2 separate regions of the Homo sapiens genome follow, and region 2 is linked to region 1. The links are chromatin contacts, found by Hi-C in ENCODE. All regions are on one chromosome and are shown on one strand. Each heading gives the region's core, a stretch centred on a gene start or an enhancer-like site at or near the end of the contact. The rest is flanking DNA. Distances are from core to core; before and after follow the strand shown. Region 1 overlaps FAM107B (family with sequence similarity 107 member B). Region 2 holds the start of DCLRE1C (DNA cross-link repair 1C).

Region 1 (7,662 bases), core at 4,013-6,512:
TGCAAGGCAGGCCTGGTGGTGATGTATTTCCTCAGCATTTGCTTGTCTGAAAAGGATTTTATTTCTCCTTTGCTTATGAAGCTTAGTTTGGCCAGATATAAAATTCTGGGTTGGAAATTCTTTTCTTTAAGAATGTTGAATATTGACCCCCAATGTCTTTTGACTTGTTGGGTTTCTACTGAGAGGTCCACTGTCAGTCTGATGGGCTTCCCTTTGTAGGTGACCTGACCTTTCTCTCTGGCTGTCCTTAACATTTTTTCTTTCATATCAACCTTGGAGAATCTGATGACTGTGTGTCTTAGGGTTGATCTTCTCATGGAGTATCTTACTGGGGTTCTCTGAATTTCCTGAATTTGAATGTTGATCTATCTTGTCAGGTTGGGGAAGTTCTGGATGATATCCTGAAGTATGTTTTCCAACTTGGTTCTATTCTCCCCGTCTCTTTCAAGTACCCCAGTCAGTCGTAGGTTTGGTCTTTTTACATAATCCCATCATTCTTGGAGGTGTTGTTCATTCCTTTTCATTCTTTTTTCTCTGATAGTGTCTGCCTGTCTTATTTCAGCAAGATAGCCTTTAAGCTCTGAAATTCTTTCCTCTACTTGATCAATTTGGCTATTGATACTTGTGGTTGCATTATGATGGTCTTGTGTTGCGTTTCTCAGCTCCATCAGGTCATTTATGTTCCTCTCTAAACTGGTTATTCTGGTTAACAGCTCCTGTAATATTTTATCGTGGTTCTTAGCTTCTTTGCATTGGGTTAGAACATGCTCCTTTAGCTCAGCAAAGTTCATTATTACTCGCCTTCTGAAGCCAACTTCTGTCAATTCATACATCTCAGCCTCTGCCCAGTTCTGTGCTCTTGTTGGAGATGTGTTGTGATCATTTGGAGAAGAGGCACTCTCATTTTTGAGTTTTCAGTATTTTTTATTGCTTCTTTCTCATCTTTGTGAGTTTATCTAGCTTCAATCTGTGTGGCTGCTGGCTTTTGGATGGAGTTTTGTAAGGATTTTTTTGTTGATGCTGTTGTTGTTGTTGTTGCTTTCTGTTTGTTTTTCTTTTACCATTCAGGCCCCTCTTCCATAGGGTGGCTGCAGTTTGCTGGGGGTCCACTCCAGATCCTATGCATCTGGGTTCCTCCCACACCTGGAGGTGTCACCAGTGGAGGCTGCAGAACCACAAAGATGGCTGCCTGCTCCTTCCTCTGGGATCTCTGTCTCAGAGAGGCACCAAGCTAATGCCAGCAGGAACACTCCTGTATAAGGTATCTGGCAACCCCTGTTGGGGGTGTCTCACCCAGTCAGGAGGCACAGGATCTGGGACCCAATTAATGAAGCACTCTGGCTGCCCCTTGGTGGAGGGGGTGCACTGTACCCCAAAGAGTCTTCATAATCTTCAGAATAAAATTCAAACTCCTCAGCAAGCCATGCAAAGCTCTTATGATCCATCTCTGCCTGTCCCTCCATCCCCAGCCCACCAAGTTCCTTGCAACCACATGCAGCTACAGTGAAGTTCTTCTTCCTGAAACACACTCACCCTCCTTTGCCCTGGCAATTCCCAATTATCCTTCAAGATTCAATTTATGTGTTGCCTCCTCTGATGAGGTGGCTCAGTGCATACTTCTATCAAAGCACTTACTGTACCATTCTAATTTTGTTTACTTGTCTATTTTAGCAACTAGATTGTGGGCTACTTAAGAAGAAAGTCATTTCTTCTATCTCTATATTTTCAGAAGTAATCACAGTGCCTGGCTTGTAATAAGTGCTCAATAAATGTACGTTGAAAGAATGAGTGAATGTCCTCAAGTTGGGAAGCAGCACATGGGGGTCAAGGTCAGCTCTAATAGAGGGTAGTGGACATCTGTCATTCTTTTTGGCCACCTAGTATCTGAACTTTCCTTCTATGTCTATGGAATTCCTCGCTTTGAGTTTCAGGAGGAAGCAGAGCCTACCTCCCAATCTAGATGCTGATGATATCAGTAGCTAACTAGTCCCATCTTTCCTGTATCTGTGGCATTAGCTCTGACCTGACTTCTTACAATCTGAGGTATGTCCCCACCCCAAGACTGAATGGGAAGCTAGCAGCTTAAAGTAGAAGAACTGGAAACAGTGGCCACTAAGCAAATTTGCATTCTTGGCCCGACAACAGTGGTCTGGTGTTGCCAGCCAGCAGAATCAGAGGACCAGGCTGCAGCCTCTGAGGTCAAAGTTGCAGCAGAGCGGTCACCAGGCTGGGTCTGCAGCAGTCTGGGGTGTGGTCCCTGGATGTCAGCCCAGAGCCTAATTCTCCAGTGTCCTGGTGACTCCATTTCTATTGCTTGCAACTACAAACCCTGACTAATACCGAGAGGTTTTGAAGGTACAGCTTGTCACCAAGATGTAGCACAACGAAAACCAGGTAAAATTCCAGGGCCCTCAAGGCCTGAGCAACCCCCAGAGGGACCATGTGGCCTCCTTGCTTAAGCGCCCACTGGCCTGGATTTTACCCACTTCTTCCTCAAAGCAGGGTGTAAGAATAGATCTGATTATACCTTTGGGATCTAGAGTAACTTTCCTTTAAAATAAGAAAAAGAGCCAGAATGCTTCTCGTAGAGCCCAAGCCTCTGTGTTCTCTGGTGTGCTCGGAGTTCAGCACCAGATGAGACAATCCAAGGGCTGCGAGAGGCTGGAGCTTAGTGCCAGCCACCCTTTCCGGAAGGGATGAATTGCCAAGGTGGAAAGGCTATGTTTATAAGCCAGGAAACAATGCCACTTAGAAGAAACAAAAACCCAGACTGTGTGATCTGCCAGACTCTTAAAAGCCAGCTTGTCTGAGGATCCAGGGCCTGATTGAGACTCTGAGGGGTGACTGCCGGATGGAAGGCTGTGCCCTCCGTGTGACCTAATGCACTGTCAGCTCCGCCCCACCAGTGAGGTCCTCCTTCCCCTTCCCCCTCTCAATCAATCTGGCAGTGCCTTGTTCCTTCTTCCTGGCTAAAATCTACTCAGCATATCAAAGCTAGAATGTGAGTTCATCCATTTACTAAAACACATACTTCATTATATAATAATTTCCCCTGGCCCTAGCACCCTTTCTCCCTGGTCAAATGAATAATGTAACAGCCTTACTAGAACCAAGTCATGACCAAAGTTCACATCCCAGCCACAGCGAGGCCTTCGCAGAGATGGGAACCGAGCCAGCAGCCCAGGAGCTGCTTATTCCATATCCCTCTATCTGGACCATCTCTCCCCATTGCCCTCTTCCATCCCAGGGAGCAGGGGCACCATCCTCCCTACCATCCCGCTGAAGTCCCTAAAATTGCCAGCAACCATGTCTTTTGAGAAAAGGCACAGTTCCAAAACCACATTATGCCAACACAAATGTGTTATGGAGGGGTCATGAGAGCCACTAGCACGTCCACAAAGAGTTCTTGAGAGAATGAAACCTAAGGTCAGAAACAGGGAAGGAAAGATAGGTCTAATCCCACCTGGGAACGCCAGGAAGGCTGCCATGCAGGAGGCACCTCAGAGGCCATCTTGAAGAGCGAGGGGGTGGGGCCTAAGGCACCTGGGAACTCCGGAAGTTGGAAGCGAACAGCTCCAGCGAGGAGGGCACCAGGAAAAAATCACCCTGGGCCAGAAGAACAATATGGAGGCAAAGCCAGGATGAAAACCCATTGGTAGCATCCTCAAGGCTTTCTTATGGAAGAAGAATTGCTCTCACCCACAAGCGTCTTCTAAAGGTATCCCCAGAGACAACTGCCTGTGGCTAAAGCCAAGACTTGGGGCATGGGGTGTCTTTGGAAACCAGGGGAGCCACATCGTAACGGAAAGACATAAACATAGAACTCCCTAGAAAAGCATTTTTTTAAAGCACTGCAAGCCGAGCATGGTGGCTCAAGCCTGTAATCCCAGCACTTTGGGAGAGCAAGGTGGGTGGATCATTTGAGGTCGGGAGTTCAAGACCAGCCTGGCCAACATGGTGAAACCCTGTCTCTATTAAAAATACAAAAATTAGCTGGGCGGGATGGTGCACACCTGTAATCCCAGCTACTCGGGAGCCTGAGGCGGGAGAATCGCTTGAACCCGGGAGGGGGAGGTTGCAGTGAGCTGAGATCACGCCACTGCACTCCAGCCTGGGCAACAGAGTGAGACTCTGTCTCAAAAACAATAAAATAGCACTGCAAAGCTATCAAAGGCAACACCGTTCTAGTCTCAGTTGGATATGTGGCTCATGCCTGTAACCCTGGCACTCTGGGAGGCTGAGATGGGGGAATTGCTTGAGCCTAGGAGTTTGAGACCAGCTTGGGTAACACAGTGAGATGCTGTCTCTACAAAAAAATTTTAAAAATTACCTGGGTGGTGCATGCTTCTAGACGGGAAGGGGGCTCCAAGGGTGGCTTCTTGGAGAGGGATGGGACAGAGTGGGGACCTGAAGGCTGTGGGGTGCATGGGCAGATGCTGGACACCCCTCAGGGTACCATGAGGAATCAGGGGTGGGCACGATGGGGGAGCTTGGCCTCCAGCTTTTTCACTCTTGTTCCAGTTCAGCAATCAGGAGCAGACCTGCCCAAGGCATGGTTTCCATGGTGGCACATCTGGGAGGGGCCTGGCCCCATGTGCTGTTGACATCCGCTAGGTAATGAGGAGGAAGCACATGGGCCCCAGCTGGGCAGATGGGCTCTGCACATCTGCTGCCTCCCTTCCTCATTAGGGTCCCAGGGGAGCGGCGGAATCCAGACACAAAGACCCCACCCCAGCCTCCCCAAGGAGGATGCACACATGGGTTTCCAATGCAACTCTTCATTATTAAAACGAGAGGACGTTTTGGGAAAATGTTTGATGTTTGTACAATTTCTCATACACAGCCCTTGTCCTGCCAGGAGCTAAGTGTGCTTGGACCATACAGCATGGCCTGTGCTTGCTTTTGTGAGCAGAACAGTCCAGCTGGGAAACCACCACTGAGAAGGGGAGTCTGAAAACCTAGGCTGTTCGAAGCACTGGGCAGAGCTCCCAGGGAAGACAAGTTGAATAGAGTGAACTTATATGGGATTTTTTTCTTTTTTTTCTTAGAGACAGGGTCCAGCTCTGTCACCCAGGCTGGAGTGCAGTGATGTGATCAGAGCTCATTACAGCCTTTACCTCCTGGGCTAAAGCGATCCTCCAACTCAGCTTCCCAAAGTGATGGAAATTACAGCCGTGAGCCACTACTCCCGGCCTCCTTATAAGGAAATTATTTGAAAAAACTGTGAGGAGTCCTGGGATCCCCAGAGATCTATCGACCCTACACAGCTGCTTCTAGAGTTGACTCTGTGTTCCGCAAGAGCTGCAGGGCCAAGAGCTTGAGGAAGTGCCAGGCTGCTGAGAGAAGGTTGTAACGCACCGAGACTGAAGCCCAGGCCTGGGCTTCCACTTCCGCCTCCAAAGGAGGTAAAGGGCTGGGAACAAGACCAGTGAGTTTCCCAAATGGCTGGGAAGGTGAGAAGTTTGCAAAATGAATGAAGGGAATCAGAAAATAGGTTTAATCCATGGCACCTCCCTTGCTCTGGGTTTCTGGTGTTTTTGAAATACCCACTGGTTTCCCTATTGTGATATTTACTGGGCCAAGGAGGATTTTTTTCCATTTCAGACTGATGTCACTCCCAGCCTGTTGGTTTCCCAATATCCCATCTGCTGAGGCAGCAGACTCCCGCAGGGAGCCTAAGCCATGGGCTGTGGCCAGAGAGACAGGCAATCCATCCTTCCTGTTTGTGCTCAGCCTGGAAAGTGAAGCCTGGAAAAAGGGACTCAACCAATCTCCCTGACTTGAGGGCTTCTCCCCTTTTGCCCCTCACTCACCTCTTTGCAGTGTGATCATCTCTGAGCCTCCCTCCAGGGAGGAAGGACAGAGTGCCTGGAAGGCATCCAGCTTTGCAGTTTCTCGATCCTGTACCCTGAGAGGTTTCCCTATCCCATTCTACCAGCAAAACATTCAGACGAGTGTTTTGCTTCTTTTCTGGGAGGTAGTCCAGATACAAAGACATATAGGTTCTAGTAAACCTCGGTTGTGAATAAGAAGAGTTTTAGTATAGGACGCAAACTGTCAATCCTGATGTAAGTGAACCACGCTGTGGAGTTTAATCGCATCGTGTATGTGGGACCTCTGTGTGGGAAAGAATCTGTTGGCGACTATAAGATGAATGCATCAGACTCATAAAAGCTGGCCAGGTTTGGTGGTTCACACCTGTAATCCCAGCAGTTTGGGAGATGGAGCCAGGTGGCTTGCTGAGCCACAGGAGTTCAAGACCAGCCTGGGCAATGTGGCGAGACCCCATCTCTACAAAAAATACAAAAATTAGCCGGGTGTGGTGGCACATGCCTGTGGTCCCAGCTACTTTGGAGGCTGAGGCCAGAGGACTGCTTTAGCCAAGGAGGTTGAGGCTACAGTGAGCTGTGATCACACCACTGTACTCCAGCTTGGGCAACAGAGCAAGACCCTGTCTCAAAAAAAAAAAAAATGACTCATAAAAGCTTAGCCATTCAAATAGCACATTGTATAAGAGAAATGCCAAGACTGAGTAATTTTATCCACTAAGTATAATTTTAATAAAGTATCAGTGTTCCCAAAGTACAAAGCTGACCCTCTAAAGTTTCTAGCTCAAAAGCTATTTATGGCATTACCAAAAAGATGGTAAAAAGAGTGATCGTAGTTGTCAGTGTGTAGACACACACAGACACAAACACAACACACAGAAACACAGGCAGAGCACACACGCATGTTCACACTGCACACAAAGGTATACACTCAGAAACACACATACATATCAATACACACATAAAAAGTTTTTATGATCACCCTTTTCCCAACAACCCAAGCTCTGCCACTGGCTCCTAACCAGGATAGCAATGGTGACAAGGAGTGATGGATGGGAGCTTAAAACCCCGTTACATCAAAGCCGTGAAGATTAGATTAAAAACCAAGCTCTCCCTCTCTATCCCAACACCTTCATCATGGGAGGTCTTCCTCAAACTTGCTGATGCTCAAGTGAAATTCACAATATACAGGAAGAACTTCTAGATTTTACCAGAGAGCACCAGTGTAATTATCTGGTGCTTAGTTAACTCCCAAAGTGAAATCGAGCTCATCTTTTTCAGTTTTCCTCAGATCCATTATGTTTGTTGTGTGTAGATGGTTGGGAAGGAAATAAGGGGAAAGGAATGAAATAAAAAGTTAAGGGTAAATGTTTCCATGACTGACTTTTGTTTACTTCAATTTTTTACTTCACATCTGTTCTTCCATGAGAATGATAAATTTTACTGTTTCTCAAAGAAGAGAAGAAAATATGCTTAACATTTCCATTTTAGTAACCAGAGAAAGTATTTTATGATTTGTTTCCCCAAATTTCAACATCTTCCCCCCACCTATATAAAATATAACAAATACTATGGCTAAAAAAAAAATCTTGAATCCAACTAACCAATTTTTTATATCATAGATGAAAAGTCTTTTTTTTCTTTTTTTTTTTTTTTTGAGACAAAGTCTTGCTGTCACCCAGGCTGGAGTGCAGTGGCACCATCTCAGCTCACTGCAACTCCTGCCTCCTGGGTTCAAGCGATTCTCCCCACTCATCCTCCCTAGCAGCTGGGATTACAGGCATGTGCCACCATGCCTGGCTAATTTTTGTATTTTTGGTAGGGACAGGGTTTT
Region 2 (7,568 bases), core at 4,943-7,442, 200 kb after region 1:
CAAAAAGTAGCTGGGCGTGGTGGTGGGTGCCTGTAATCCCAGCTACTCCGGTGGCTGAGGCAAAAGAATCACTCGAAAAGAAGTTGCAGTGAGCTGAGATCGTGCCACTGCACTCCAGCCTGGGCGACAGAGCAACACCCTGTCACAAAAGTCAATAAGTAAATACAAATAAAGTAATAAAAAATTATTGGCCAGGTGCAAAGGCTCATGCCTATAAGCCCAGGGCTTTGGGAGGCCAAGATGGGAGATCACTTGAAGCCAGGAGTTTACAACCAGCCTGGGCAACATGGTAAGTCCCCGTCTCTACAAAAAAAAAAAAAATTGTTGAACAAAAAATACACAGTGCCAAGATACAGTAAGTATTCAATAAACGTTAGCTATCATTATCAAGAAGACAGAGTATTGCTATCAATTAGCAGAGAAGCCTGACATCCACTGGCCCTTTTCAAATATGTATCTTGAGAAGGGGGAATTTAGATGTAGGCAATGGCTGCAAGAGAAGCATCTAACAGTTCAGCTTTAAGAAAAAATCCAGTATTATATGATCCTTTACAATGGAACAGCCATTCTCTCTCATATACTCTTACAGAAATAACATGGAGTGAGTTACTGCTGTACCTAGCAGCATAGATAAATCACACAAATACAAAGTTAAGTAAAGTAAAACAAATATAAAAGGGTATATTTGGGGCCAGGTGCCAGTGGCTCACATCTATAATGCCAGCCCTTTGGAAGAATGAGGCAGGAGGATCACCTGAGGCCAGGAGTTCGAGATCAGCCTGGGCGACATAGCAAAACTCCATCTCTGTTTTTTTTGTTGCTGTCGTTGTTGTTGTTGTTGTTTTTAGAGAGTGTATTTGGTAGGATTATATATATATATATATATATCAAGTTCACAAACAGCCAAAGCTAACCCATGATGACAAAAGTCAGAATAGAGGTTACCTTTGGGAGGAGGGAATGAGTTGGGAGGTAAGAGGGGTCTGGGATATTGGTACTGTCCTATTTCTTAATCTGGGTGATGCGTTCATTTTGTAAATGACTATATGCTTGGATGTATATACTTTTCTGTACAGTTGTTATCTCTCAATTAAAATGTTTGCTTAAAAACACAAGTAGCAAAATAAATTACCTGCACTCCAACCTTCTTTTCAAGGTAGGGGCTCTTAATCCTTTCATGTGATCTAAAAACAAAAGAACAAAAACTCATGAATATGTTTTTCCAGAGGATTCCTTAGCCCAAGGGAAACAGTCGTCTTCTTTTTCAGCTTCAAGAGAAAACCCATGAGGTTTGCTTTTATAAGAATTGATTCACATGGGCTATGAGCTCTTTCTTCTGCAAGTGAAGAATCCTCCTCAGAACAGGACCGGCTGCCCATTTCTGAGCCATCCAAGTCAATTTAAAAGGAGAGTGATTCTGTGCATCATAGGCCAGAGTTTAAATCACTCTGGGCAGCCACAGAAGAATGAGAACTGCTTCTAGCCCTCCACTCTTACTTCATTTCAATCCAACCATCCTTCGAGCCAAGCTCTATGGGACCCATTCACTTTCTGCCACTTAAATCAGTCTATCTAGAAATTCAAGTTCGTGGTCATGGAGTCTGCTGGGAAATCACTCAGGTTCAGAGTAAGTGTTTCGTCATCTTCTCAGCCTACTGTGATGGATTGAAAGGGGAATATTACTATCCACAAAGACTTGCTCCACAGCGCTCCACATTAACAGACACAGACAACAGAAAGGTAGCAATTAGACCGACTATTACATTAAGTATATCATGCATTCCAATATATTCTGAATCTTTAGCAAGTAAAGGCCCAGACAACAATGATCAAACAGCTCTAAATTGTTTAACTAAACCAGTTGGACATGGTGGCTCTTGCCTGTAATCCCAACACTTTGGGAGGCCGACGTAGGCGGATCACCTGAGGTCAGAAGTTCAAGACCAACCTTGCCAACATGGTAAAACCCCATCTCTACTAAAAATACAAAAATTAGCCATGAATAGTAGCACACCCCTATAATCCCAGCTACTCGGGTGGCTGAGGCAGGACAATCACTTGAACATGGGAGGTAGAGGTTGCAGTGAGCCAAGGCCATAACACTGCACTTCGGCCTGGGCGACAGAGTGAGACTTCATCTCAAAAACAAACAAACGGCTGGGCGCGGTGGCTCATGCCTGTAACCCCAGCACTTTGGGAGGCCGAGGCAGGCGGATCACCTGAGGTTGGGAGTTCGAGACCAGCCTGACCAATACGGAGATACCCTGTCTCCACTAAAAATATAAAATTAGCTGGGGCTGGTGGCGCATGGCTGTAATCCCAGCTACTTGGGAGGCTGAGATAGGAGAATTGCTTGAACCCCGAAGGCAGAGGTTGCGGTGAGCTGAGATTGTACCATTGCACTCCAGCCTGGGCAACTAGAGTGAAACTCCATCTCAAAAATAAATAATAACCAAAAAAAAAAAAAAAAAAACAAGAACAATAAATTGCTTAGCTAAACCAAACCAATTCTAATTACCACGAGCACCACCACACACACACACAAGCACCCCCTCAATTTATATGTCGTGTGGCCATCATTAGACCCAGTGAAAGCAGAGCAGTCACCACATGTCACTTGGCAGCCCTTGATTGTATATATGCCTCCAGGAGAGTCCACCTGTCTCCCACTGGGTAAATTCCCTCAAGGGATATCTGGTCCAGTCTTTTAGGGCCTATGGGTATATCCCTGGGCAGCATTCTCCGTAATTGGAGTTTCCAAAGAGTTTGCGCCATGGCAAAGAGGAGGCTGAATGCAGACTCTGCATCCTGCTCCCACACTGACTAAGCAGGCAGCACCCTGCATGGTGCATCATGGTCCCCCATCCTCACCACCCTGAGGCCCCTTCCAGCTGGTAGTCACAAGAACTGGATGGGTTTGCTTTGTGTGGCTGGAACTGCACCCAGGTCTGCTTTTCCAGGGAGGTTTTCCTTTTCCTTGGCAACCATCATAAATTGTCCCCTCTAGGGGATTTCCCCAACCCTGGGCCACTATCTCAGGTCTCAGGGGTCGGGGGGCCCTCTCATCTTTCAGAACTTACTGATGATGCTTAGTAAAGCCCACCCTGCACACAGCATTGGCTTCCAGATGGCCCACAAATAAGCATCAGGTGGGTCCATAGCCTACTCCGAATTATATCAAAATGTGATGTGGGGCTGGGTGTGGTAGCTCACACCTGTCATCCCAGCACTTTGGGAGGCTGAGGTGAGTGGATCACCTGCACCCAGGAGTTCGATACCAGCCTGGGCAACATGGGGAAATCCTGTCTCTCTATAAAAAATAGAAAAATTAGCCAGGCATGATGGTGCATGTCTGTAATCCCAACTACTCAGGTGGGAGTACTTGCTGAGGTGGGAGGATTGGTTGAGTCCAGGAGGTGAAGGCTGCAGTGAGCCGAGATCGCACCACTGCACTCCAGCCTGGGTGACAGAGCAAAACCCTGTCTCAAAAAAAAAAAAAAAAAAAAAAAAAAAAAAAAGGAAGTGATGTGGATGGGTTTCCATGCATTTTTTCTAGCAAAAGAGTCCATACAGTTTCTCATGTTTGAGCTGCTATCACAAGATACCATAGATACCATAGTTGGCCTTCACACCAGCGCTGTAAGGAAAGGTAGTGTTTTGGTTGCCTTCAACACCAAAAAGGTATTTCTCACAGTTCAGGAAGCTGGGAAGATCAAGATGCGGGGCGATTTGGTTTCTGGAGAGGGCACTTTTCCTAACTTACAGACAGCCGCCTTCTCACTATGCACTCACATGGCTTTCCTAGGCCCCGCATGAGGACAGAGCGCCCTCTCTCTTCCTTCTCTTGTAAGGAAACTAATCCTATCAGAGTAGGACACCACGGTAGGACCCCACTTAAACTTATTTTCCTCCTAAAAGCCCCAGCCCCAAATACAGTCGCTTTGGGGGTTAGGGCTTCAACATATGAATTTTGTGGAGATAGTCCATATCATAATCAAAGAAGCCTGTGTCCCAAAAAGGTGAAAAGCCAACAGAAGGCAATGTGAGAAACCTCCAAAAGCAGAAGTTGTGTTTTCACCCTTGATGAGTTTATGTCCTGGTTGACTAAGCAGATCCACATGTGGTCAGAGAACAGAAAAAGTTGTTATAGACTGTTCAACAGTAGGGAAGAGTCCATTTCTGGCTTAATGCACAAACTTATGATGATTTCAAATTCCTTTAGATTTATTATTTCTCCAAACTCAGCCATCCTAAACACGAAGTGCAAGTTTCGGAAGTATACTTTAATCCTGGCTAGCCCATTTTGAGTTCAGAGACTCCAGTGCGGCTCTACACAAAAAGTAAAAATAGGCATATCCTCGTCCAGCAGTGGATTCTCAATGAAAAACAAAACCAGAAATGTGTCAGGCACAGCGGCTCACACCTGTAATCCTAACACTTTGGGAGGCTGAGGTGGGTGGATCTACCTGAGGCCAGGAGTTCGAGACCAGCCTGGCCAACATGGTGAAACATCATCTCTACTAAAAACACAAAAATTACCTGGGTGTGGTGGTGCGTGCCTGTAACTCCAGCTACTTGGGAGGCTGAGGCACGAGAATCGCTTGAACCCAGGAGGCGGAGGTTGCAGTGAACAGAGATCACGCCACTGCACTCCAGCCTGGTGATGGAGACTCCACCTCAAAATAATAATAAAAATACAAACATTAGCTAGGCATGGTGGCTGACTCCTGTAGTCCCAACTACTTGAGCAGAGAGCATGTGCCACACTGTACTCCAGCCTGGGCGACAAAGGGAGACCCTGTCTCCAAAAAAAAGAAAAAGAAGAAGGAGATGCTCAAAGACGTGCACGATGCGAATACGGCAACGCACGAGAAGAGGTCCAGATTTTCCCATTAAAGAGAAATCACTGGTGGCTTTGTGGAAAAAAAAAGCAGAGACATTTCGCAGAAGCAGTAACTTCAACGATTTATAGTCCAAGTGATTGATTCCACACACAAAACAACATAGCTGGCCTTCACACCAACCCTGTGAGGAAAGGCTGTGTTTGGATACCTGTAATTTACTTTAAAATACTTTCCTACTGCGCAGGTACAGATAGGTTTGTTACGCTGATTGACTCCACAGGGTAGTGGGAGCTTCCTGCTCCAGCACGCTGCAAGGCCACACAGCAGGAGGCAGCAACTCCAGTGATTCCGTTTATCATTTTCTCCAATTAACACTAATGGCTGGGCGAATTAGCACAATGAGCATTAAAACTGTTTTCCCTGGTAAAAGTTAGTGACTTGTTAGCACAATAGAAGTGAAAATGAACAATGGTTGTCAAGTTAGCGGTATTTAAACTCTGGAACTTAGCTCCAATCTCTGCTTGGAGCATCAGCGACACTCTAACCTTAATCCCTAAATCGGCCCAGCTGTGAAAGGATCCAGCTGTGAAATCATAGTAGCTTTTCAGGTTGCCTGATACCATCTAGAAGGGAAACATCCCTCCAACCTAAACTAGAACGAAACTTTCATATTGGATACGGACAGAACACCCAAAGGCCAAGGAGCTTGCACTTCGTGGAGCTCTTAGGCGGGCTGTTCCACAGTTGTGTGTGTGTCTGAGTCTCCTGCTTGCTGACCAATGTTTGAGGGTGTGGTCAAATGGATCTGAAACTTGTTTTCTTCATACATGGTAGCGAGGCTCTGAGGGAAGTACTAACCCTCGCCAATCTCTGATCATCGGCCACCAGCAAAGCTACCAAGAGAAACTACTAGCAGTGCTTGACCAAGCCGGCCCGGGGCGCAACTGGCAGGCGCCGTTACGCCGCGTTGACCACATCCGAAAATAGATGAAGCCTTTGAGAGGCTGAAGAGCCCGACTGGGACAAGGCGTGTGCTGGCCGCCCCCTCGCTGGCTTCCCACAGGCTGCAGCTCCTTGCTCCAGGGCCGGCCCCCTCCTGTCCTCTCTCCAGCCCCCAGCGCCCCGGGAGCGGGCGACGCGCAGCCCTCACTCACCTTTGTGGCAGTGGGACAGGAAGTAGGCGCGGGCCCTCAGGTTCTCCCTATCGAAGCGGTCTATGGAGATAGTTGGATACTCGGCCATCTGCCCCTCGAAAGAACTCATAGCGCCGCCGATCCCAGAGTCCGGGACCCCAAAACCGCAGCTGAAGCCAAGGCCAGCCCTGACCGCGCCGCCACTTCCGGGAAGCCGCGCGCTGCCTCGCCATTGGGCGGCCGAACGCAGCCACGTCCAATCAGAGGAGTCCGGAGACCGGGGGCAAAGTCAAGGAGCATCCGGTCGGGTTCTAGGCGCCCGCTGCTTGGGTTTAAATCACCCGCGCTTCGCTGCACGCGATGGGCCCTGAGCCCTGCCCAGTGCAAGGCTCATTCCCGCCCAACAAACACAGGTGTTGCTCTGGTAAGGCGTTGCCCATGTCTGTGGAGGTGCAGTCGCGGGAAGGGAAATCGAAACTCCCAGAGCAGGTGGCCCCAGCCGACGAGGTGAGTGGGCTGCGGAACTGCGCTTAGAAATCATTCTTCGTTCCGCTTCCTGCTTGTCTGCTGCTAGCCTGAAACCCGAGCTCAGTTCCCCGCCCTCTCTCTTCTGTTCCCAATTTCTAACCTTGTGGGATTACCGTGAGGGTTGTATGAGAAAGTTTGTATCTGACTCATGGTAGATTCAGGAACTATTAATTCCCTCTTCCGTTTATATAATCTACAAACTGAATAAATCATCTCTGCGTGATCTTGGGGCAAATAAGATCCCAATAATGCCTTCGCTGCTGGCCTCTCCCCTGGGCCCCCACCTTTTTGAGCTATACTTTTAGGAAGTTAGAATGATGTACTTAAAAAAAGAAAAATGGCAGGAAAGGTCTAAAATTTTTTAACAACCAAAGCAACTTTATGAAAAGGTTTGTTAAACCTTTTATTGTATTTCCTTTATTGTATTACAATAAACCAAATAATCACCATGACATTTATTGTGCTCCTTCCTATCAAATCTCCTTAGTATAATTAAACACAAACAACCCAGAACACTTTCGCTTTATTTTATTTATTTATTCAGTTGGGGTCTAGTTCTATCGCCCAGGCTGGAGTGCAGTGGCGTGATTTCGGCTCTCTGCAACCTCCGCCTCCCGGGTTCAGGCGATTCTCCTGCCTCAGCCTCCAGAGTAGCTGGGACTACAGGCACGCGCCGCCACGCCTGGCTCATTTTTATATTTTTAGCAGAGACGGGGTTTCACCACGTTGACCAGGCTGGTCTCGAGCTCCTGGCCTCATGCGATCCGCTCGCCTCGGCCTCCCAAAGTGCTGGGTGAGCCATTGTACCTGGCTTTCCAGGCCTCCATAACACTTGAAGTCCCACTTTGTGCACAGCACTGTGACAAACCTTCGGGTAGCATTCAATCTATCTGGCGACAACATGTTTGCAGAATATGGCAAATAAATGCTTCCACAGAGACGCAAGGTAACGTGAGAACAAATCCAGGAACAAAGATTTCTGACCAGGGAAATCAGGAATCAGAATGCCATCCCAGCCCACCTCAGTGGCTCATGCCTGTAATCCCAGCACTTTGGAGGGCTG

What was found. A loop is a pair of places that touch in the nucleus more often than their neighbours do. Pooled maps may share reads with other maps.
Region 2: a loop to region 1 is called in a map of OCI-LY7, with 4 times the contacts of the local background. The contact joins the promoter of DCLRE1C here to the enhancer-like site in region 1. A Hi-C loop is called at or near these places in 2 of 168 maps with a recorded cell type or tissue (B cell and OCI-LY7), 15 of 37 single-sample maps with no recorded cell type and 6 of 50 pooled maps.

What each region holds. Positions count from the first base shown.
Region 1 is chr10:14,746,474-14,754,135 of GRCh38, forward strand. The region is part of intron 1 of FAM107B (family with sequence similarity 107 member B); the gene reads right to left. Among named protein-coding and RNA genes, the nearest start is that of FAM107B, 25 kb to the right of the region's middle. RefSeq lists an enhancer at 4,992-5,909. Within about 2 kb of position 5,263, at least 22 of the 41 ENCODE cell types and tissues checked have a DNase peak (open chromatin) inside an H3K27ac peak, as active enhancers do; they include B cell and OCI-LY7, where a contact is called at or near this core.
Region 2 is chr10:14,947,904-14,955,471 of GRCh38, forward strand. DCLRE1C (DNA cross-link repair 1C) reads right to left here and starts at 6,193. Exons shown (of 14, transcript NM_001033855.3): 1 at 5,999-6,193; 2 at 1,133-1,184. The coding sequence starts at 6,107. It also overlaps a transcript of MEIG1 not described here. RefSeq lists enhancers at 4,830-5,558, 5,559-6,286 and a silencer at 6,305-6,384.